2 separate regions of the Homo sapiens genome follow, and region 2 is linked to region 1. A link is a loop called in an ENCODE intact Hi-C map of the cell type or tissue named here. Cell type or tissue: OCI-LY7. All regions are shown on one strand. Links, peaks and the distances in the headings refer to the core of each region. The heading gives the core; the rest is flanking DNA. Region 1 holds the start of ZC4H2 (zinc finger C4H2-type containing). Region 2 overlaps LOC105373239 (a long non-coding RNA gene).

Region 1 (11,972 bases), core at 2,531-7,530:
GAAATGGAGCAGTGAACTGGGAGGTGGAGAGTGGGGCAGGTATTGGGTAAGATATTCAGGATAGAAATAGAATTAACTAAGTGATTGCAGGTGAGTCATTAAAGAGAAAGGGGAGTCAACATTGACTTTCAGATTGCCATCTGAGGTAACTGTGCAGAGAATGGTGGTATTAAACCAAAGGTTTAAGGGGAGGAGCTTGATTGCTGTAGGAAGAGACGTAGATATAAAGCTGAGATTTATCTGTGAAACTTCCAGGCGGACAAGCCCAGTAGGCTGTCATATGTATGGGCTAAAGCATGAATGTGGGTGGGGTATAGAGGTTGGAGATTTGGAGGATAATATTTGAAGCCATGGAAGTACAGGAATTTACTCAAAAGAGTGTGTAGAAAGAAAAAAAGAAAAGAAGGACCCAGTCGAGAAACATTCATTTAAGAGTACCTACTTAACTCAACATCTCCTTCCAAAATGGTTTTTCTTTTTTTCAAGTGAGGAAAGCTCTTTGTGTATGGATATGTGTACATCGGGGTGTGAGTGTACGCAATACACATGAATGGATGGCATGTGCATTTTAAGGAAATATTGTTTTGTACTTGGGGAGCTGGTGTAGGGCTCTGGTCCATTTAATGGTGCCTGTACTCACTGTCTCTGTTTTATTACTGCTATCCTCCCTTTCCCTCTTTTCTATCTCCCTTCTTTTGTTCCATTCTTGTCTCTCTTCTTCCACTTATCTACATGCTCCTTCATCACCATTTAAAAGTCCAAGGAAAACATGGGCAAAATAGATTAGTGTAGGATTTGGAGGCTGAGGTTGGGAACATAATGTGGGAGTGTGATTGGGATTGGGAGGAAAGACAGGGGTAGGCGTGTGTTCAGAGTTAGAAGCAGAAAATGGTCTGTGGTGGGAGAATCTGCTTCTGATGTTTTTCCCACTGCAAATTCTGCCATTGGTGTGAGTGCTGAGTATGAATGCATATATTTCTGGGCTCGTGTCTTGATGTGTGTAAGGCTCTTAGCTTGACTTCAATAGGTCATTAGATGATGCTGCTGTCATCATTCCTGCTTCTGTCCAGCAAACATTATTTCTTTAACAGAAATATGCTGCTATGCTTATACTTCAGGAGATTTAGGATTATAGCAGTTGAAGAACTGTGAATAATGGTTAATCAGATAATCAGCATTTGTAAGGGCAGTTAATAACATTGAAATGTGCATGCCATGTGAATAGGAGGATATATTATTTTTTCTTTCCTAGCTGTGTAACCATGGGAAAGTTGCCTAATCTGTCTGATCCTCAATGTCCTTATCCGTAAAGTGGGGGTAATAATTCCTATCCCAGATTTCCTTTGGGAAGACTAAAGAGTAAATGAGCCAGGAGCTTTTAAATTAAAAGGTGCTTGACAAATGTTAGTTCCTTTCTTCAGTTTCTTTGACCCTTTGCTCCTTCCTTATTTCTATCTCTCATACATGTTTATCTGTCCATATGTGAACATCAAGTATATATTTATAGTACTTTCTCCATTTTAAATTCTTAAACCAAGTGGCTTAACCTTTGTATATTACTGTAAAATTGTCAAAAGCAGTTTAATTTAAGTCACTTTTGGAACACACACATTTGGAATTGTTATGTCTTCTTGGTAGATTGACTATTTTTCATTATGTAATATCCATCTCTAGGAATTTTCTTTGCTCTGAAGTCTGTTTTATTTGATATTAAGATGGCCATTCCTGCTTTATTTTGATTAATGTTTGCAAGGTATTTAGACTATTTGTTGTGAACATAATTATTGATACATGAAGGCTAAGTCTGCCTTTTTATTTTTTTTTCTGTTCATTCTCCGTAATTTTAGTTTCTCCATTTTCTTTGCCCTGCCTGCCTGTGGGTGACTGGAGCATTTTTTAAAAATTCATATTGATTTATTTATAATGTTTTGAGTACATTTCTTTGTATAGCATTTTCAGTGTTTTCTCTCAGTAATATATTATGTATACATAATTTATTTAATAGTCTTCTGACATTACCACTTTACATGCTTGAATGAAGTGTAGAAGCATGTCCTCCCCTTTACATCTCTTTACATTTACAATCCCCTTTACATTCCCCAGTTTACAATATAAATGTGTTAAATATTTCCTCTACATATGCTGAGACCACACTAGATAACAGTATAAATTTAGCTTCAATTATCAAAATACAAGAAATTTCAAGAGGAAAGAGAAAGTCTACTGCATTAACCATGCTTTTGCTTACTGTTTATTGTTTCTTTTCTGTTTTCAGAGCTTACTATCATCTTTTTTTAGGGTATATCTAAATTCCTTAGTATTTCTTCATTGGAGAATGTCTTGATTACCCATTCAATACTGAAGGATATTATTATTGGACATAGATTTATGGGTTGTCACTTCTTTTCCTTCAGCACTTACAAAATGCTAGGGCATCGTCAGTTTCTGATGATAAATCTGTCATTCTAATTTTTTTTTTCCTTTGTAGCTTTTGTTTCTCTTCAGCTGTTTTGAAGAAGTTTCCTTTTTCTTTCATTTTCAGAAGGTTGATTACAATGTGTTTTGGAGTGTGTTTCTTTGTGTCAATTATGTTGGTGTTTGCTCCTCTTCTTGAATCTAAATGTTTATGTCTTTTGCACAATTTGGGAAGATTTTAGTCATTATTTTTCCCAATACTTTTCCAATCCTGCCCTCTTTCTCCTGGGAATTTGTTGGCATAAATGTTAAAGCTTTTGTTATAGTGCCACAGTGATTTCTATTGTTTTATATTTGTAAGCTATTTTTTCCCTCTCTCTTCTCCACCTTACTGTTGAACCTATCCATTGAGTTTTTTGGGGTTTTTATGTTACTGTATTTTTCAGTTCTAAAAATGTCACTTTGTTCTTCTTTATGTTTTATATTTCTTTGTTGAGACTTTCTATTCATTTTCTGAGATTTTCTACATTATCATTTGTTTCAAGTGTATTGTAACTGCTCACTGAAATGTTTTTAGGACAGGTGCTTTAAGATCCTTATCAGATAATTCTAACATGGGTGTTATCTCAGTATTGGCATCTGTTTATTTTCTCTTCTCATTCAAGTGGATATCTTAGTATGGAAAGTGATTTTTGATTAAAAGTTGGATACTCTGGATCTTATTTAAATCTTTTGTTTTAGCAGTCCTCTACCACTCTCTTGGATGGAAGAGGGACAGTAGAAGTCCAGTTTCTCCACTGTCTCTTGACATCCAGTTTGGAGAAGGGCTGTTTGTTACTGCTGTTTAGAGGTGAAAGTTTGGCCTTCTCTCTGGGCCTATGCTGATTCCATCCTAGCTGGTTGAGGTAGAAACTCCTAGTTACCACTGGTAAGGGTAGAAGTCATGGTTCTCCATATGGTCTTCACTGGGAGAGGTCTATTTTCACTGGGGATTAAAGTCCTTGCTCACAACTGGTCCTTCTCTGGGCATGGGGTGGTGGTTCCTTTGAAGCTTGGTGAGAGTGGAAGTCTAGGCTCTCCATTTGCAAGCCTAAGCTTCTGACTAGCTGCATCGTTATGACAGCTGGCATTCTACTGTACTAAGGTGTCTCACTTTCTAGCTAGCTTCTGATGCTTTTGCCAAAAAAAAAAAAAAAAAAAAAAAAAATTGCAACATATTCCCTTCTCCTTTCCAGACTTTACCTGGGACATAGTGGGAAAAGGAATACCTTTGCAGGCAGACCAACAAAATGTGGCAATTTCAAGCTGCGTGGCTGTGGGAAAATCACTCAAATTCTCTGGGCCTCTATTTCCCCAGCTGTAAAGGAGGAGTAGGAAGCTCACAGGACTCTTGCTGAATGAGCAAAAGTAGGTCAAAGGGCCTGGCACACAGGGGCGGGAAGGGACTCAATAAATGATAGTTCCCTTCCTTTACCTCTCCTGTAGAAAGAGAGATGCAACCCCTCAAGAAGAAGAAGAAACCAAGGTGCTTTACCTACCACCACTAATCACCATGTGTAGGTCTCATCCAGCACTCTAAGGGTTAAATCTCATGATCAAAGTCTTATTTCTTAAAGAAACACACTTGACATCTTCCACCTTGGGTTCTCAGAAAACACTCCAGGGAGAGAGCTTGACCCAGGCCACTCTCAGAGTGAGAGCAAAAGCCAAAGCAGGGGCTCACGCTGAGAAGGCGAGGTGAAGAAAGACCTTGTGCCAGCCCACACAGCCCGCCTGGCGCTATTGTGTTCTGAGCAAGGACAATATCATCGCTTTGCCAAAAGCTGCTCCAGGAGCAACCGTGTAGCGGACTCCACTTCGGCAACTCCCACTTTGCCAGCCCGCCTGTCACCTCCAGCTCCTCAGAGCAGCTGTCGCGATCCCACCATCAGCGCAGCGACCGCGTCCCCAGTCCCCATTGCTCCCATCCCCCTCCCAAGCGCGGGATAGGAAGGAAGAAAGTGGCGAGTGAGTGAAAGGAAAACGAGCGCGCGCCATTCTCCCAGCTCCGCCCGCTGAGATTCCTCTGCAACCCCCAGTTGGCAGCCCCTGGCAGCAGCCACCAGCCCCGATGCGCTAGACTTGGCTCTCAAAAGCCTTTCCCGAACTCCAGGTTCTGAAGTTGAACAAGAGACTGGAAAAAAATCCCGACTCCTAAAGAGCAAGGAGCCAAAGACACCTTGGGGCACACAAGTACTTTTAAAAAACGTGTCCATGAATGCAGAGCCCTGACCTCCACCTCGAGAAGAATAAAACTGTCTTGGTACCAAACCCGTGTTTCTTCATCTTTGCTTTCTCAGCCACATCTGGCAAGAGGTCTCTCTCTCTCTCAACTCTCCTCAGCGCCCCTCCCATCCTCACCTCTCCGGCAAGTCTGTGGTGAATGGGCCCCTTTCCAGCTCCTCTAGACAAACAGCCCAACAATAGATAATTAGCCCTCTCCCGCAACGAAGGGTTGGAGAGGGGCGGGGAGGGGGACAACGTGCCACTTACCTGATCTCTTTAATGCTTTCCAATTTGCACATGATTTCTTGCTCATCTGCCATACTTTTCACTGTCAATTTCACGTCCCGAGAGATGTACAAATACACCAGCCAAGGGATACAATAGACACAATGTAGCCACCTCCTCCGGGCTTGGGGCTATGAGCCTGTGCGGTAGGGGCTTGGAGAGGCCTGGGAGCTGTAGTCCGGAGCTTCAGGGCCAGCCAGGAAGCCCGGGGGCCTGTAGGACTACAACTCCCAGAAGGCCAAGCGAGACATGCCTGTTTCCCTTCCTGCAGCCGCACTTTAAATCAATTTGTTATAGATAATTATGTCAAAGGTTGTGAAGAGTGCAAAGGAATGGGGATATTCGTCTGGCCCGTGTGTGGGAAAATGGAGAAAAAAATATTCCTGAAGGCAATTGGAGAGATGAGAGACATACCCATTCGCTCCCTTCGGGGGCCCTCGCACCTACCCACCCGCAAAAGATTAGCGGTAGTCGCTAATTACGCCTTGGGGATGGAAAGAAACCCTGCAGGGAAAGTAGCTTTGGAGACGTTGAATGTGCTAGCTGCTGCCTGGGGACCAGTAACTTTGGCATTCAATTTAGGGTGGGGCGGGGGTGGGGAAGAGGAGGATGGGAGGAGGGAGATGCTGCAAAAGCTGGGGGAAAGGAGAGTGGGTAAGTACTTCCAGCTACTTACCCATTCAACAAACAATTACTTAAGCTCGGACTTTGCCAGTCAATGGAAGAAGTACTGTAGGAGTCACCGGGCAAGGCAGATAAATAAAAGCAAATCCTTGCCTTTGAGGAACAGAAGAGGCTGAAAATTTACCTATTAATTACAGTACAGTGTGGTGTCAAAATACAGGAATAGATAAGGTGTAACCTGTGCAGAGAAGATGTAAATAGGTCTCAAGAGTGACTAAGAATTTGTCAGACCATAGAGGAGAATGGGCTCTCCAGGTGAGGATACAATAGAGAGAGAAAGGAAAGGATGAGTGGTTCAGAGTGCCTGAAATATAGGTTTCTTATATGAGGTGTAGAGGTGGAAAAAAGAAATGGGAGATGTAGTATTTAGAAAAGGCAGGTAGGAACCAGACTATGAAATACGTTAAATGTCAGACTAAAGGGTTTGGACTTAATCCTGTAGGCAGACATTTATCTAATAAACTTTTAAATTAATTAATTTATTTATTTATGAGACAGTCTCACTCTGTCGCCCAAGCTGGCGTGTAATGGCACAGATCTCGGCCCACTGCAACCTCCTTCTCCTGGGTTCAAGCAATTCTACTGCCTCAGCCTCCCGAGTAACTGGGATTACAGGCGCCCACCCACCATGCCCGGCTAATTTTTGTATTTCTTAGTAGAGATGGAGTTTCATCATGTTGGCCAGACTGGTCTTGAACTCCTGAGCTCAAGCAATCCACCCGCCTCAGCCTCCCAAAAGTGCTGGGATTACAGGCATGAGCCACTGCGCCTGGCCCTAATAAACATTTTTTAAGTGCTTATTCTGCACCAAGTAATGTTTAATTATTTTATGTTTCAAAGCACGGTAGTGATAAGGATGGAGGAATATTTTAGAGAGGGACTCTGGAAGCAAAGTGGAGAATGATTAGAGGACATGAGACCAGGTAAGAGGCAGTTACTCAGCGTGCACAAACAGGCCTAGAGAGCTGGACGTTGGGCAAAAGGAAGATGGTGACTCACTCCCAACTAAAAGTGAGTCAGAACTCTCTCTGAGTTTGTGCTTTCTTTTATTGAGCTTCAGTTTCCTCATCTGAAAAATGTACCTAGTGAGCCCACCTCAGAGGCTTGTTGGGAGGCCTCTATGAGATCATTCCCATGATCATGCTGAATACAGGGCTTGGTATTTTGTAGGAGCTTGAGAAGTTTGTGGAACATGAATCTCATGTCATTCTGGATGTCCACAGTGATTTTAAGCATTCTCCAGGGAAGAAATTAAAGCCCTTCTCTTCTTTGGATCCAAGATGTAATAACTTTCTTAACCATAAAATTCTCCCTGGTGTCTACATTTTCCTATTGTCTTGAAGGTTGCTATCTTGTACAGCCACTAGTTGGTATTTAAAGAACATTGAGTTGGTTAGTCACAAAGCCTGTGGATCCAGAGCCAAGAACTGGCCCCAGCTCTGTCCCGTAAGGGGAGGAGGTAAGCAACAAGCCTGCGTTAAGTGCCTGACATGTACTGGCTACTGTGCTGAGTCTGATATGTACAATCTATCATTTCATCCTCACAACCACTATGAAGGGGGCAAGTAGATTCATCCCCTTTTAGAAGGAAGAAAACTGACTCAGATAGGGAAAGTTGTTTTGCCATGTCCACACAATAAGTTATAAAGCTAGAGCCTGTGCCCAGTTTGGACCAAGTTACTTGCAGATTAATGAAGAGAGTGTGTCTGGAAAAAAAAAATATATATATATAGCAACCAAAACTACAATGGGGTCCCGAGTGTATGTATCTATGTCAAACATAAAGTGGTTTATAATGCATTAATGCTGGCTTGGGGAGAAGCGGAGGGTTTGTATGGGATGTGTGGGAAGCAATTTATGAACAGCCTTTGAGATTTTAAATTTAATGTCTCTCTCTTTTTCCATTGTCCCCTTCACCTTAAGAATCCTTACCACTGACTATGTTCACACATCTGGTAAAAGTCTGGATGTGGGTATGTATCTGTTTCAATTAAATATGTTAATGGGTTTAGAGTCTGATTTGGTAATAATTTGGGAACTATCTTGTCTTTCAAGCCTCACCGAAATCCTAGTTTACAGATGAGGAAACTGAGACCAAGAGAGGCAAAGGACTTGTCTGACATCACCCTACTTGGCTGAAACAGAACCAAGACTCCTGACTCAAGGGCCTGTGCTCTTCCTATGGCCCCATGCGGCCTGTATCAAGCTGCTGCTGCTACCATGGGGCCTGAATGCCTCTGTTACTTTTCAGCCAGAAGGTGCACTCCAATATAGGGTGTCTGCAGAGGGCCAAGCATGTCCCATGCTTCCAACTATGGACATTTAAGGGAGATAGCAGTTAATCTAAGAGAAGAGGCCATGGGAAAACCTGGAGCTTGGAAGAAGGTTTGTGCTATTTGTAACAATTAAAATGTCCAAATACAGAAAGAGTAATGTGCCTCTTAGCTTCTGCTGGTTTGCTTTTGGCTCCTTGACCTCCTTGAGAACAGATGTCTCACCTGTTCCTTGCTGAATTTTAAGAATCCAGGCTAGCAGTGAGAGGAAGGAAAATGTTGTAGAGAAACAGTGGGGAAGAGAAGGAAACTATAGCCTTCTGCCCCTTCTTCTGAAGCAGCACTTAAAACAGTATCTGCAAGCCAAGGTGGTGGCTTTTCCATAGTAAGTGTTCAGTAGCTCTCAATTGATCAGAAGTTTGCAATGGCTGAAACAATATTTAAGATATGGGCTAGCAGTGAGTTCTAATGCATGATTTTATTAGAAGAACTGATTGATTTGAGGGGTTAGAAATAAAAAAAAATCTTAGTTTTATCAGGGCCAACATTATTCTTATTGCTAAGGCAATAAGGCAGGGTATGTTGGGGTTAATACCATTAAAATGCAAGAAATTAGCAAAAGGGAAGCCAGTCAGTCTCGATTATACTTTCAGGGAATAGATCAAGACTTTAAAAATGGAGGCCAGAATATTGAATTCACAGATATTTCTTTGTACTTCAACAGTGAACTAAACTAAAAGGAGGCAGAGATGCAACAACAGTCTTGGTTCCAAATTGCCTTTCAAAAAGTAGTGCAAATTACTTATTAAATTTCTCATTATATTTCTTAATCAGCATTTCTAAGAGAAAAGTGAGCCAAAAGTTTTCAGCCCAAAAATGTTTATTGTGCACCTATGATATGTCAGGAACCATCGAGGTTTCAGTGAAGATTTCATAGCAGATACGACAGACATGGGCCCTGCCCTTACCAAGCTTACCATTTAGTGAGAGAGACCAGCTATTACAAAGATCATGCATACATATATAGTTATACCTAGCAATCAGGGCTTGAAATAAGTCTAGGTTCTGTGAGCAAGACACACACACATAAGGGGAGAACCAATTTAGTCCTGAGAAGTGGGCAAGGAGTCAGGGAAAAGCTTCCTGAACAAAACTAGGCAGGATGAGAGAGGAAGGGAGGGAAACAGCAGGAGGTATCGAGGATTAATTCATGCAAACAGCCAACAAATATTTACTGAACACTTACTACATGCCAGGCACTCTCCTAGGTTCCAGGGATATATAGTGCTTTGCATGTATTAAGTTAGTTTAATCCTTGCAAAAACTTCACAGGAAGTATATATTATTATCATCCTTATTTTACAGAAGAGGAAGTTGAGGCACAGAGAAGTTAAGTAACTTGCCCAGAGTAACACAGCTAGTAAGTGGCAGAACTGAGATTCAAATTTAGAGAGTCTGCCTCCAGAAGCCATGCTCTCACCTACTATGTTCTATTAGTTACCCAAGATCCCAGTTCTTAGGAAGTTTACATTCTAGTAGGAGGAGCCAGACAATAATGACAGAAAAGAAAAAAAAATAAACATAATAATATTTGGGGGAGATAAGCCCATAAGACACTAATTGAGGATAATAGGACAGAATGATGGCAGGAGGGGGAATGTTTTAGTTAGGATGGTCAGGGAAGGCTCCTGTTCAGAGATGACATTGTAGTGGAGACATAAGGAGTTGGGCATACAATGATCTGGAGGAAGAGTGCTCCAGGCAGAACGAATAGCCGGTGCAATGGTCCTGAGTCAGAAAATGCTTAGCCTATGAAAAAAAAAAGTAGGTAGGGCTCTGGCTGATTAAGGGGAGCAGAAGTAGACTGAGGAGACAGTTTATGTCATTGAACTGTTATTCTAAAAACAGGGTCTTGTAAACCATGGTGATGAGTCTGGGTTTTATTCTAATTACAATAGGCAAACATTGAGGGTTTTAAGCAGGGGAGCAACATGATCTAGTTTTTAAACATCACTGACTGCTGTGAGAACAGATTTTATTGGGGCAAAAGTGGAAGTAGGAAAACCAGTGGGAAAACTATTACAGTTGTCCAGGAAAGAAATTATGGTGGCTTGAATTACAGTAGTAATAGTAGATATGAAGAAAAATGGGCTGATTGGGAACATATTATTGGGCACAGAACTGATATGATTAGCTCATGGATAGGATGGAGAGGTACGGAGGGCGAGATAAGGCATCTAAAATGACTCCTGGATTTTTGGCTTCAGTAATAAGGTCAGTGCCATTCACTGAAACAGGAAAGACTGGAAGAGAACCGTACGATGTTAGAGCTAGAAGGCACTCACATGTGATATATGGAAAAACTGAAGAACAGAAATGGTAATTGACCTCCCTAGGTTAGGGAGTTAGGAGCTGAGATAGGTAATCTCATTCTTCACACTCTCTCAGAAAATTTTCATGTTCTCCATCACTTCAGCCCTTCAGCTGGGGTGTTGAGGGGTGTGTTTGAAGCCTTAACTTTGAAGATTCCCCTAGGAGATGGGACTTGTGGGTGATTAGCCAGAATTTGTATCTGCTTACATAGACAGTGCTAGGTATTCTCAGGCAATGTTTCAGCTGAAATTCTTGCTGTTTTTGATGGCTTTATGTCATTGAAATTTCACTCCTCTATTCTTTCTCACCTACCCAATGTCACTGACCTAGATCCCCCAAATGCAAATTTCAGGGAACAAAGATCTGGCAGTGGAAGTAGGGGAGTCCCATTTTTCCCCTCTGCAAGTCCGAAAAACCCTAGTGTAAAAAATCCTATTATAAAAGCAGTCTAGTGTACATCTACTGCATTTTCTTAGTAAACTTTCATCCACACCCTCCCCTCTTCTTCAATTCTCACCTCTTTGAGAGTGACCAAAACTGACTGTCTAGCTCCAATGACCTTCCGTTTCTAACAGCCTCCTTTATATCACCAGAACTAAGTATGGGATTGAGTTTCCAAAAGGGCTGAGTCTTACCAGGTTCCCTGCACATCTTTCCCAGGCTGGGGTACTTTAGAACTACTCATAGGGCCCTTGTCCCCCTCACAGAGCTGTTTAATGATTAAATGAAAAGAGATAAGTTATGAGAAAGCACCTAGCACATTGGTTGAATTATAATAGGCATTGATTACAGGTCAATATCCCTCATCCTTCTCACCACTTGCCCTAATTCTTAGAGTCATTTGGAGAACCCAAATTTGGGGATAATTCAGTGAATAGAAACAGGAGAGAAGCATGAAAAAACTATAAATAAGTTGTCTTGATTTAGGCTTGAGAAGACAATGACAGAGGCTTCATTTAGAAATCTCAAAATGGACAGGGCAGCATTTGATGTGAAGGTTGTAGCCATTATTTCCCCTAAGTTTGGGGCAAAATGGCTTCATTTATAGTAGAAGCGTTAGAGGGATGATAACTTATAAAGCCACAATGACAAATAAGCAACCACAAGGAAAAGATGGACAGATTCAACTGTATAAAAATGTACAATGAAAAATGACACTCATAAAATAAAAATGAAACAGACTGGGAAAGTAAAAATAACACATAAATCTTAGTAGTACCCCACCCAGGGGTTGGTTGCATTGTAAACAATAGACCAAACCTTATGCCTATGAATGAAACATCTGGTATCTGCAAGTAAACAGATTGGGAGAGGAGTGGGAAGGCAGATGTCCTCTCCTGGGCCTTCAAAATCCCCTTGCATATATCACGTATAATTGCCCAGCTTGACTTCCCAGATAGCCCTTCCTTTCCTAGCACAGGTGGCAGTATGCATAGTGGTGAGGCACCCAGACTCTTCAGTCAGGCTGCCTGAGCTCACCTCTGGTCTCTACTATTTTTAGCTATCTGACTCAAGGGCAAATAACTTCCCCTCTATGGGTTTTGGTCTTCTCGTATGGAAAATGGAAATGATAGTAATTGTAACTAACTCTTAGGGTTGTAATTAAATTAATATACGGAACTGGCTAAAACAGCATAATAAATACTGTAGAAGTGTCTGCTATTATTATTAAGATGG
Region 2 (11,972 bases), core at 2,552-7,551, 130 kb before region 1:
TTTTAATCACAACTCACATGGACTGTCCTCCCTCAAGGCTTCAGGGACAGCCCTCACTTATTTGGACAAGCTCTAGCCCAAGACCTCACCTCCTTAGACCTTTCCCCCAGCTGTCTCCTTCAATGCGTAGATGATCTTCTTCTCTGCAGCCCCTCCCTAAAAGACTCTCAAACTCACACAATTACCCTTCTAAAGTTTCTTGCTAGAAAAGGATATAGGGTCTCCCCCTCCAAAGCCCAACTGTCCACCCAACAGTAATATACTTAGGAGTCCAACTCTCCCCCAGGGCCCAAGCCATGACCCCAGCACAGGCAGCCTTAATAAACAGCTTGCCTCCGCCTTCCTCAAAAAATGAAATTATCTCTTTCTTAGGACTGGCAGGTTTCTTTAGGAACTTTGCCCTCCTGGCTCTCTCAATGAACCTCTAAGCCCCACACATAACATACTTCCCAGTCTCCAAAAATTCCAAACTGCTCTTGTCACTGAACCTGCCCTGTCCTTACCCAATGTCTCCCAACCCTTCATTCTCTACACTGCTGAAAGCCAAGGGACAGCCCTTGGTGTCTTATGACAACAGAAAGGGGATCCTCCTTCCTTTGCCCCTGTAGCCTACTCTCTAAACAATTAGACAACACTGTCAAAGGGTGTCCAACCTGTCTTAGAGCATTAGCAGCCGTGGCTGTTTTAGCTCTGGAAAGAAAAAACTAACATCAAGCCAAAGCACCACCATCCACAGCCCTCACAATTTACAGGATCTCTTCTCCTGGGCTTTCAGCTCCCTCTCTCCTCCCCAAAATCAGTCACTTCATGCCCTTTTTATTGAAAATCCCAAATTCAGTCTTGCCAAAAATACTACCCTCAACCCAGCATCCTTATTCCCTGTATCTTCTTCCCCTCCTACTCATTCTTGCACTGATATCTTGGACCACCTACAGCCACATTTCCCAAACTTTTCCTCTGAGCCTTTCACCATCCCCAATGACCAACTATTAATAAATGGCTCCTCTTCTGGACCCACCAACTCCCTCAAAATTGCTGGATATGCAGTTGTTTCCTTTGACTGAGTAATTGAAGCCAAGCACCTACACCGAAGAACCTCCTCTCAAAAAACAGAACTCATAGCTCTCACCAGGGCCCTAAACCTTCCAAAGGCAAATGAGTCAACATTTATACAGACTCCAAATATGCCTACCACATTCTTCATTCCCATGCTGCCATCTAGCAAGAAAGACGATTCCTTACTGCCAAAGGAACCCCCATCACTAACAGCCCCCTTATTTATCAACTCCTTCAGGCCACCCACCTCCCAACTAAAGCAAGAGTTATACACTGTAGAGGACATCAAACAGGATCAGATGAATCTCAAGAGGGAACAGAAAAGCTGATGAGGCAGCAAAGGAAGCCTCCCTCTTGTCTGCCCCTGCCCCTCTCCTCCTCATTACTCCAGCAATTCAACCTAAGTACTCTCCCACCAAAAATACTTTGCTACTACAGGAGGGAGACTCCCTTCAAGGGGACTGGGTAATCAAAAATAAAAAGCTCACCCTTCCCAAAGAGCAAACCAAAGAAATTCTAACTTCTCTTCAGCAATCCTTCCATATTGGTGCATGCCCCCTCTACCTACTCCTTCATCCTTATTTCTCCTCCCCCAACTTATTCACCTCACTAAAAAACGTAACCTCCAACTGTCATATATGCTTTGTTACTTCCTCCCAAAAGGCCCTCTGCTCTCCCTCCAACCCCATGCATCAGCTACGAGGAACACTTCCAGGGGAAGATTGGCAAGTGCACTTAACCCACATGCCTCCCATCAAAAAAACAGAATTTCTTCTGACCCTTGTAGACACCTTCTCTGGGTGGGTAGAGGCATTTCCTACGTCTTCAGAAAAAGCTGCAGTAGTCTCCCAAATTCTTATAACAGAAATCATCCCTAGATTTGGCCTCCCCCACTCCATACAATTAGACAATGGCCCTAGCTTCATCTCCCAAATCACCCAACAGACTTCTTAGTCCCTCGGTGTCCAGTGGCACCTCCATATACCCTACCGATCCCAGTCATCAGGGAAAGTTGAAAGGGCAAATGGAATTCTCAAAACATGGTTAACTAAACTCAGTCTTAAAGTCCAAAAACCCTGGACTTCTCTTTTGCCCATAGCTCTAGCCCACATTAGAGCCAGTCCAAGAGCACCCTCCTTCCTCAGCCCATTCGAATTAATGTATGGGCATCCCTTCCTCCTACAAAACAGGCCCCCATCTGATTCTCAGTTAGTAGAATACCTCCCCACACTCTCCCTCATCTGCCATCTCCTCCGTGAACAAGTGGACCAAGCTCTCGCAAAACCCCATGAACGCCCCACCAACCAGACTCTCCTACCAGGAGAACACATTTTCCTAAAGACCCTCAACCCAACTAGTCTCAAGCTCAAGTGGGAAGGTCCATCCCAAGTTACTGTCACAATTCCCACTGCAGTCAAACTCTCAGGACATACCTCTTGGTACCATCTTTCCAGATTATAGAGGGCTCCTGCACCTGACCCACCCACAGCCAATCCACCAATTGTCGTCCACAAATATCTCAGCACCCCCATCGGATGAACCCAGCTTCGCCTTACTCATATTTCAGAAGAACCACTTTCCACCTGAAGCTATAAAAGATAAGTAACACCCAACTTAATCTTCAACATCTCCTCTACCTCTACCCGACCATCCATAATGGAAGTCTTTCACTATGCCACCATCGCAATAAGCAGCATTCTAACCATACTCTTTGCAGTTGGATTATATACTGTAGCACCTTAATAGGCAAAAATCCCAGTCACTCTAACCTCTTGCCTATCCATTATCCTCATAACTGGAGTCACAGTTTATAATAATCACCACTCTTAAATGCCCTGTCCATGCCTACATTGCCACTTCACCCTCTTCCTCACCTCTGTTTGCCAAGATAGTTTTTGGTTTTATCCCCAAGCTCCCACTTTCAACTCTCTTTTACAGTGGATAGATGATCTTCTCTTCCAAGGTGCCTTGTGCGATTTTTCTCCAGATGAAATGCACTTCTTTACTTTCCTACTTCCCTTTGCCTGTCTACCCCTTCTACTCCTCCACACTCTAGCTCTCGTTCCCCCACCAATGCCTAACTAACCTCACAAAACCCTAAATCTTACACTCTTAAACAGGCCATTCCTACCCTAGCCAGTGACTGCTGGTTCTGCTTCTATCTATCAACTACAGCTTACACCGCAATTCCTGCTTCAACCCATGGCTGGGTTTTTACTCAAGTAACTTTCCACCCCCATTATGAACTGGGCAGTCTCTACCAATACCCAGATTTACAGTCCTTAATACATCTCTCCAATTCCTATTCTGAAACAAACCTCTCACCACAATAGGGCAGGCAGTTCTGCTAATGTGCCCCTATTTCAATTATCTAGCCCCTTATACCAACCATACCAAGCCAATCCTCAGAACCATAATCACTAACATTTTCTTAACTTCTCAAGCCCCTCTATGCATCCAGCGCCATCACCCCTCAGGTCACCTCTTAGGGCACCTGCCTTCAAATCACTGGAATTTCACTGTGCAACTCCAAGGCCCAATTGACCATATTAGCCTTCCCATCTTTAGGGTCACCATGTACTTTCCTGCCCCCTCCAAAAAAATTAATATCACTCTACTATAAAACATAAATTCAGGTTACTGCAATGGAAGACACCTACCCTGCCTATCCCTTCAACCCTGGACTCCATCTCCCTGTGAGGTTCACCGCCCCCCACCACAAACAAATGTCTCCTAATTCCTCTATTAAACAATAACCACAGCCTTCTGATAGACAAAAAATGGTTTCTCCTCCACTTGGAAAACATAAATTCAGGTTCAACCCAACTGTCTCCCAATACCCCCTTACAGCCACTCAACACAGCTGCCTTAGCAAGCACCCTAGGAGCATGGATATACAAAGACCACAAGCTTACACATCTTTTTAACATACACAACCAATTTTACTTACCTAGCCAAGGCATATTCTTCCTGTGCGGTACCTCCACCTACCTCTGCTACCCTATCAACTGGACTGGTACCTGTACTCTGGTTTTTCTAAGCCCAAAAATCGACATTGTCCCAGGAAACAAAACCTACCTATCCCTGTAAAAACTCAAGTGTGCCAATGCAGGGCCGTTCAGTTAATACCCATCCTAGTACGACTAGGAATGACTACTGCAGTTGGAACCGGAGTGGTCGGGCTTTCTACTTCCCTCATGTACTATTGCTCCCTCTCACAAGATCTTACAAACAGTTTGGAAGACTTACCTAATACTGTTTCAACCCTCCAATCACAGATAGACTCCTTAGCAGCAGTTGTCCTTCAAAATCGCAGAGGCCTTGGTTTGCTCACTGCTGAAAAAGGAGGGCTCTGCATCTTTTTAGATGAACAGTGCTGCTTTTATCCCAATAAATCAGGCCTAGTTCAAGATGCAGTAAAAAAACTCAAAGATTGAGCCCAAAAAATAAAAGAAAACACATCTGCTACCTGGTCCCTCTGGTCCTCATGGTCCCTCAGCTCCTGGGTTCCCTGGCGACTACCCCTCCTTGGCCCAGCTATAACCATCTTTCTTCTGTTAGCTTTTGGACCCTGCTTCATGTGTCTCCTTATCCAGTTTTTACAGGACCACATCAAAACCTTCACCCATGGAACAGTGCGAGGTATACTGCTGCTTCAAGCATACCAGCGGCTTCAAGAACAACCATCCCAAGCCCCCCAAGCCTTTCCCCTTGCACACCGCCCCTCTACAGCTAGAAGCAGTCAGATGATAAAGTCACTCCTCTTCCTTTATCACCTATTAAAGGCTGGAATGTTAGAGAGCCAAGCTACCCCTCCTCCTCCTCCATGACCTTTGCAATACGGTCCTTTGTGACCACCTACAAACACCTCCCCACTTTTTCTACAGCCACTTCTGCAAGACTTTCAGTAGAACTGGTAAACAGTTCCAGGATGTGGTTAAGACATCTGCCCACCTTGCCTAGCCAAGCTTGCCTAGCCAAGCAGGCAAAAACATTTCCAGGAAATGGTTGAAACACCTGCAACTCTACTCAGTTTCCCCCACCCCAACCTAGCACCTTGCCCTATAAAACCCCACAGCAGCCTGTAAGCGGGGCTACCTCCTCCACAGTGGAGCAGCCCAGCAGGTTAATAAAAACTTGCTTGCCTGACTTTGGGGTCTCCTTGTTCCTTCTCTTGGCTAACCTTACGCTTACTTTAAGTTTACATGAGTCCTTGTGTGTTAAATGAGTCTCCTGAAGGCAGCAGATGGTTGGTGAGTTCTTACCCATTCTGCAGTTCTGTGTCTTTTAAGTGAAGCATTTAGGCCATTTACATTCTATGTTAGTATAGAAATGTGAGGTACTGTTGCATGCTCTTTGTTGCCTGCATACTTTGTTTTTTGTTTTTGCTTTTTAACTTGTATTTTTGTTTTATAGGTGCTGTGTGCTTTATGCTTTAAAGATACAATAATTTTGGAAAACAATGTGTGGGTAGAACATCTGTCTGTTAATTGCACACAAAACCACTTTTAATGGGTACAAAGTTAAATTCGGAGGAATAAGTTCTAGCTGAAGTATTATTGGCTCCAAATGATGCTTTGAGGACCTCCAAAGGTAAAAGTACTAATCCATTTGGCCGTTTATTGAGAGAGAGAGAGTAGGGTGACTATAGTTAATGTATTGAATGTTCTTGCTACAAATAAATGATAAATGTTTGAGCTGATGGGTGTGCTAATTACACTGATTTAATCGATACCCATTGTATGTGAAACAGTATATACACCATATTTACAATTATGTATCAGTTTAACATTTAAAAAAACATTTCTAATATAAGTATCTCTCAAACTGTGGATTAACTTCTTGATTTATATTTAAATATGAATCTTGAGGAAAATAGTGAAAATAACCATCTTGATTTAGTGTATTTCTCCCATATGTGAATTGTATATACTTAGGTGAGGACAATAAAATCAACTGAGCTGTAAGCTTAGAATAGGACTGAGGGGTAATTTTGCACAGCAACTTTACTAATGGTACATTGTTGCCTCAAAACTCTCTCTCTCTCTCTGTCTCTCAATGAATGGCCAAAGGGATTAGTGGTTTACCTTTGGAGGTCCTCAAAGCGTTATTTGGAGTTGATAATACTTCAGCTACAACCAAGCAGAATCTCTTTTTTTTTGGAGGACCTCGAAGCATTATTTGGAGCTGATAATACTTCAACTTCAATTTGGAGTTGATAATACTTCAGCTAGAATCTAGTAGAATCTGTTTTTCCTTTGGAGGTCCTCAAAGCATTATTTGGAGTTCATAATACTGAAGCTAGAACCAAGCAGAATCTGTTTTCTTCTGAGGAGTATCAGTAGCATAAATGTGATTAGGAACAAAGTACACTTGATATATGTATGCAATGACTGCTATTTATACAAAATTTAAATCTGCAAATGGATTCAACATGTTTATGGGTTATTAAAATTGACTAATTTCTTAGGTTCTTCATAGTACACATGTTGAAAATAAATGATTGATTAAGAAAAAAAAAAGATATTCTGTTTTGATGTGTTTCCAGGATTTGTTTCAAGATTTAGAGCTCCTTTTGGTAGTGGTGGTGGCTTGGAAACGGTGAATTCGCTCAGCATTTGTTTGTCTGAAATACAACTGTATCTTTCCTTCATATATGTTGCTTAGTTTTGCTGGGTACAAAATTCTTGGCTGAAGATTGTTTTGTTTGAGGAGGTTGAAGATAGGGACCCAATCCCTTGTAGCTTGTAGGGTTTCTGCTGAAAAGTCTGCTGTTAATCTGATTCGTTTTCCTTTATATATTACCTGGTGATTCTGTCTCGCAGCTCTTAAGATTCTTTCCTTCAACTTAACTTTGGATAACCTGGTGACAATATGCCTAGGTGAAGATCTTTTTGCAATGAATTTCCCAGATGTTCTTTTTGCTTCTTCTATTTGCATGTCTAGGTCTCTAAAAAGCCTGGGGAAATTTTCCTTGATTATTTTCCCAAATATGTCTTCCAAGCTTTTAGAATTGTCTTCTTCCTCAGGAACACCAATTATTCTTAAGTTTGGTCATTTAACATAATCCCAAACTTCTTGGAGGCTTTGTTTATATTTTCTTATTCTTTGTTTTTTGTCTTTCTTAGGTTGGGTTAGTTCAAAGACCTTGTCTTCAATCTCTGAATTTCTTTCTTCTTCATGTTCAAATCTATTGCTGAGACTTTCCACAGCATTTCACATTTCTAAGAGTGTGTCCAAAGTCTCCTGAATTTTTTATTGTTTTTTTCTTTAAGCTATCTGTTTTATTGAATATTTCTCCCTTCACTTCTTGTATCATATTTTGGATTTCCTTGCATTGGGCTTCACCTTTCTCTGGTCCCTCCCTGATTAGCTTAATAACTAACCTCCTGAATTCTTTTTCAGGTAACTCAGGGATTTCTTCTTGGTTTGGATCAATTGCTGGTGAACCAGTGTGATTTTTGGGGGGTGTTGACAAGTCTTGTTTTGTCATATTACCAGGGTTGGTTTTCAGGTTCCTTCCCATTTAGGTAGGCTCTGTCAGAGGGAAGGTCTAGGAATGAAGGTTGTTGTTCATATTTTTTTGTCCCATGGGCTGTTCCCTTGATGTAATATTCATCCCCTTTTCCTGTGGTTGTGGCTTCCTGTGAGCCAAACTGCAGTGATTGTTGTCTCTCTTCTGGGTTTAGTCACTCAGAAAGTCTACCCAGCTCCTGGCTGCTGCTGGGGGTTTCTGCATAGAGTCCTGTGATGTGAACCATCTATGGGTCTCTCAACCATGGATACCATCACCTGTTCTGGTGGAGGTGGCAGAGTGTGCAATGGACTTCATGAGGGTTCTTAGCTTTGGTGGTTTAATGCTTTATTTTTGTGCTGGTTGAACTCCTGCCAGGAGATGGTGTTTTCCAGAAAGCAGCAGCTGTAGCAACTGGCAGTGGGTAGGACCCTAGAACTCCAAAGATTATATGTCCTTTGTCTTCCACTACCAGGGTGGGTAGGGAAGGACCATCAGGTGGGGGCGGGGCTGGGTGTGTCTCAACTCAGGCTCCTTGGGAACGTCTTGCTGCAGCTGCTGTGCAGGATGGGATGAGATTCCCAGGTCACTGGAGTTGTGTACCTAGGAGGATTATGGCTCTCTGCTGAGTCATGCAGGTTGTCAGGGAAGTGGGAAAAGCCAGCAGTCATAGGCCTCACCCAGCTCCCATGCAAACCAAAGGGCTGGTTTCACTCCCACTGTGCCACCTGCAACAGCCCCAAGTCTGTTTCCAGATGGAGGGCAGGCTTGAAAACTTACCTGAGGCTCTCCACCTCCCAGCTGTGAAAGAAAAGGATTTTAGTTCTTTCCCTACCTGTGAAGTCTGCAAGATGGATTCACACCCTCCCCCAAGTTCTGGCCAGGAGGCTTCTGGCCCCACTAAAATTTTTTAAGAGTTCAGCTGGAAAAGTCCTTCTCCCCAGTGGGGTTCTACCCCCTGCTCCTCTGGCCTCCCTCCTGATGGATCCCTGTGGTGCCAGGCAGGAATGGGCTGCTTGGGGATTCAGTGAGTTCCCAGGGCCTCCCTGCCACCTCCTTCACCCCTGTATTTCACTGGGCTCGGGTCTCCAACTTGACTTAGCTCCAGATAAAGCTGGGAATGTCTCCCACAAACAGACATTCAGCTTCTCCAGTGGAGGTGTGTGTTCAGGAAAGCTGAGGATCTCCCTTTTCCACTTCAGCAGTTGGGGCACTCATGGTATTTGGGGTGTCTCCCCGGTCCTGCAGGAGAAGGCTGCTTCCTTCAGAAGGTCTGTAAGTCCTCTCAGATTGCTGGTTTGTTCTTGCAGTCAATCTGGAGCTAAAATTCACAATGCAAGCCTCTGCAATGCTGCTCTATCCAGAGCTACAGTCTAATCCTACCTCCTGTCTGCCATGATCCGCAGCTTTCTGATAATAGTCATTTTAACTGGGCTGGAAATGATATCTCATTGTTATTTTAATTTGTGTTTCACTGATGTTTACTCATGTTGAGCATTTTTTCATATACCTGTTAGCCATCTATATGTCTCCTTTTGAGAAATGTCTATTTGGATATTTTGCCCTTCTTTTAAAGGGATTATTTGTGTGTGTTTGTTTTTTGCTGTTGAGTTGAGTTCTTCACATATTCTGGATCATTAAGTTTGCAAATGTTTTCTCCCATACTGCATGATGTCTGTCTCTTCACTCTGTTCATTGTTTCCTTTGTTATGCAGTGGCTGTTTTATTCTTTATCTGCTATCTAGACTCCCAGACATTGGCTTGTTATAGACTAGAACCACAGGGAGCTGTTTGAAAATTGTGCAGCCAAATCTTTTACAGGGGGAAATTAGAAGTTGGGCTAATCCTGGGGGCTACAGCTGCTGAGAGTGCTCATGTGGTTCAAAACTCCCCTTTGTTCTTTGTGCTTGAGGGGAATGCTCCAATGACCTTTCCCTGCCATTCCTCAAGCAAGCTGATTTTAAGAGCCAATCCCTCCATCAGGGACTATAAATATTGGACACTATATGTGTGGTACAAACCCCTTACCCTTCAAGAAAAAGCTGGGAGCTGAGATTTCCTTCCTGATGGCGAAGTGGTGTGCTTAAGGTGGGGTTAACGCATGAGTGTATCTCCACTTTTCCTGTCTGTTTTGATGTGGATAATTTATCAATTGTCAAATTTGTAGGAGTTTTTCAACTGGATTTTGGCTTTCTCTTGGAGAAAATTGATCCATGTATAGATATCTACTAGGCATGTCTATGGGAGAGGGGACTGTCAGGATCCTCCTATTCCATCATCTTGCTGACATCACTCCTGGTGATTAGGTTTTAAAATATGAAATTCGGGGGCAGGGTTGAGACAGAAACATTCAGACCATAGCATTTAGATTAAGTGACCTTTGGGGTTCTTCTTGCCCAGAGGATCTATGACTCTAGGATCTGAGGCTTCAAGCCTGGGAAATGAGGAAAATGATATCTGATTTGGAGCTGGTAAAGGAAGTGAAAGTCCAATTGCTAACATGTGATCATCATTTCCAATGGTTCTGATCAGGTATTTTACACTGTTAGATGGAAAAATAGATTCTGAGAAACCTTCCTCCTGAGCCTCATGTGCCACCAATATTAAACTTGTTAACTGAACACTTTTTATAGCCCAGCACACTACGCAGACACTGGCCTAGTCACTAGGCTTTTCCCCAGGCTCCAGGAGCATCAGCAGAAACCACTTGTGGTCCCAGGAAATTTGGTTTTGTAACAAGCCCAGAGCACCCAGTTTTCTTTCTTGGAGGCAGCATTGAGCATGGCCATAGGCTGACTTTCTTGTGACTCAATGGGTATTTTTGCCATGCATTACCCTCTATGCCAAGCACTACCTGGCACAGGTATTAAGAGGGATACTTTTAAGTAGGTCTCTCCCTCCTCTCCTCAATTTGACTTATCTATCAGGCAAAGAATACATCTAGTAGACACCCATTGGGTATCCACTCTGTGCCACCCTCCGTACTAGGCACTAGGGTTAGAGAGATTAACTAGCTATTATTTTTATCTCCAACTTACACGTAAGAAAATGAAATTAGAAGGAGTCCCTTCTCTATCTCCACTAACACTTCTGGTACCACTCTCCTCCATCCACCTACTCTTTCTCACCATGATCCAGCCGCAGTGGCCTACTTCTTTTTCCCCTAACAGCTCAACCACCTTCCCATTTCAAGGCCTTTTTAATAGAAGTTCCCTCTTTCTGAAGTACTCTTTCCTTGCCTCTTTGCATACTTGGCTTCCTCTTACCCTTTAGGTCTCAGCTGAGACACTTTTCCTGAATACCCTATGTTAAGTCGCCATCCCCCTTTCAGTTACACTGTACTATGTTATTCCATTTCCCCCCCAGAAAATTACCTAACATAAGTGTTTGTTTATTTATTTATTACTTGTTTCTTGTATGCCCCTCCACCAACTGCCCACTAGAATGTAAGCTCCTTAGGGGGTAGAGCCTTTGTCTGACTTGTTCACTGTTCCATCCTCAGCGCCTCACACAGAGCTTGGCAGAAAAAAGTACTTGCTAATACTTGTTGACTGATGGTCTTTACCGTGGTAAAATTGTGAGGTTATTTATCTAATCACTATTAGCACAGTGCCTGGCACTTAGCTGGTGCTTAGTTAATGTTTGTTGAATGAATGAATGAATAAATTTGAACTTGTGCAGAAATGCTCAGCTACTAAGAGGGAGATCTAGGACTTTCTGGAGTCCCGTAAACTTTGAGGTCTTTCCATTTTACTCCCTCCTATCCAACTCCTCAACCTCTGGTAGCATCTTTGCCCGTTGAGTTGAATAAACAGCCTTTCTGCCAACTGTGGAGGTCGCAACTTACCTCTCATTTTTTCTATCAGCATGTGATTAGTATCACTAATCATCAGTAATAAGTCTGCATTGACCACAAACATATTAAAAACCACCCCTTATCCTATGAGGCAGGTTATAGCTCAGCCCCTCCCTGCCCCCAAATATACACGGTTGAGAAAGCAGCTTATGATCTCAGGGCCAGGGGCTAAGTTGAGAAAGAGGCAAGCCAGAGAACACCTCCTTCATTTCCTGATTTGTTGAGCCTCTGTGTTAGTCAGGGTTCTCTAGAAGGATAGAACTAATGAACAGATGTATATATAAAGGAGAGTCTATTAAGGAATATTGACTCACACGATCACAAGGTGAGGTCCCACAATAGGCTGTCTGCAAGCTGAGGAGCAAGGAAGCCAGTCCAAATTCCAAAGCTGAAGAACTTGGAGTTTGATGTTCAAGGGCAGGAAACATCCAGCACAGGAGAAAGATGTAGCCTGGGAGGTTAAGCCAGTGTAGTCTTTTAATGTTCTTCTGCCTGCTTTTATTCTGGCCATGCTGGCAGCTGATTATATTGTGCCCACCCAGATTG

Evidence for each region. Hi-C counts contacts between places; a loop is a spot of excess contacts. Peaks named below come from ENCODE experiments on the same cell type or tissue, not always from the same donor. Only the 100,000 strongest peaks of a DNase experiment are listed, where the experiment ranks them.
Region 2: a loop joins it to region 1, with 4 times the contacts of the local background. A loop is called at or near these places in 1 of 110 quality-filtered maps.

Annotation. Positions count from the first base shown.
Region 1 is chrX:64,971,378-64,983,349 of GRCh38, forward strand. It overlaps ZC4H2 (zinc finger C4H2-type containing), which reads right to left and starts at 5,073. Exons shown (of 5, transcript NM_018684.4): 1 at 4,948-5,073. The coding sequence starts at 5,000. RefSeq lists an enhancer at 4,593-5,136. In OCI-LY7, for the core only: no CTCF peak of the experiment used is centred there; DNase peaks (open chromatin) are centred at 4,204, 4,794 and 5,134; H3K4me3 peaks cover 2,663 bases; H3K27ac peaks cover 1,171 bases.
Region 2 is chrX:64,845,845-64,857,816 of GRCh38, forward strand. It overlaps LOC105373239 (a long non-coding RNA gene), which reads left to right. Exons shown (of 4, transcript XR_938417.1): 4 at 2,511-5,205. Among named protein-coding and RNA genes, the nearest start is that of ZC4H2, 120 kb to the right of the region's middle. In OCI-LY7, for the core only: no CTCF peak of the experiment used is centred there; DNase peaks (open chromatin) are centred at 5,047 and 6,787; H3K4me3 peaks cover 3,063 bases; H3K27ac peaks cover 4,553 bases.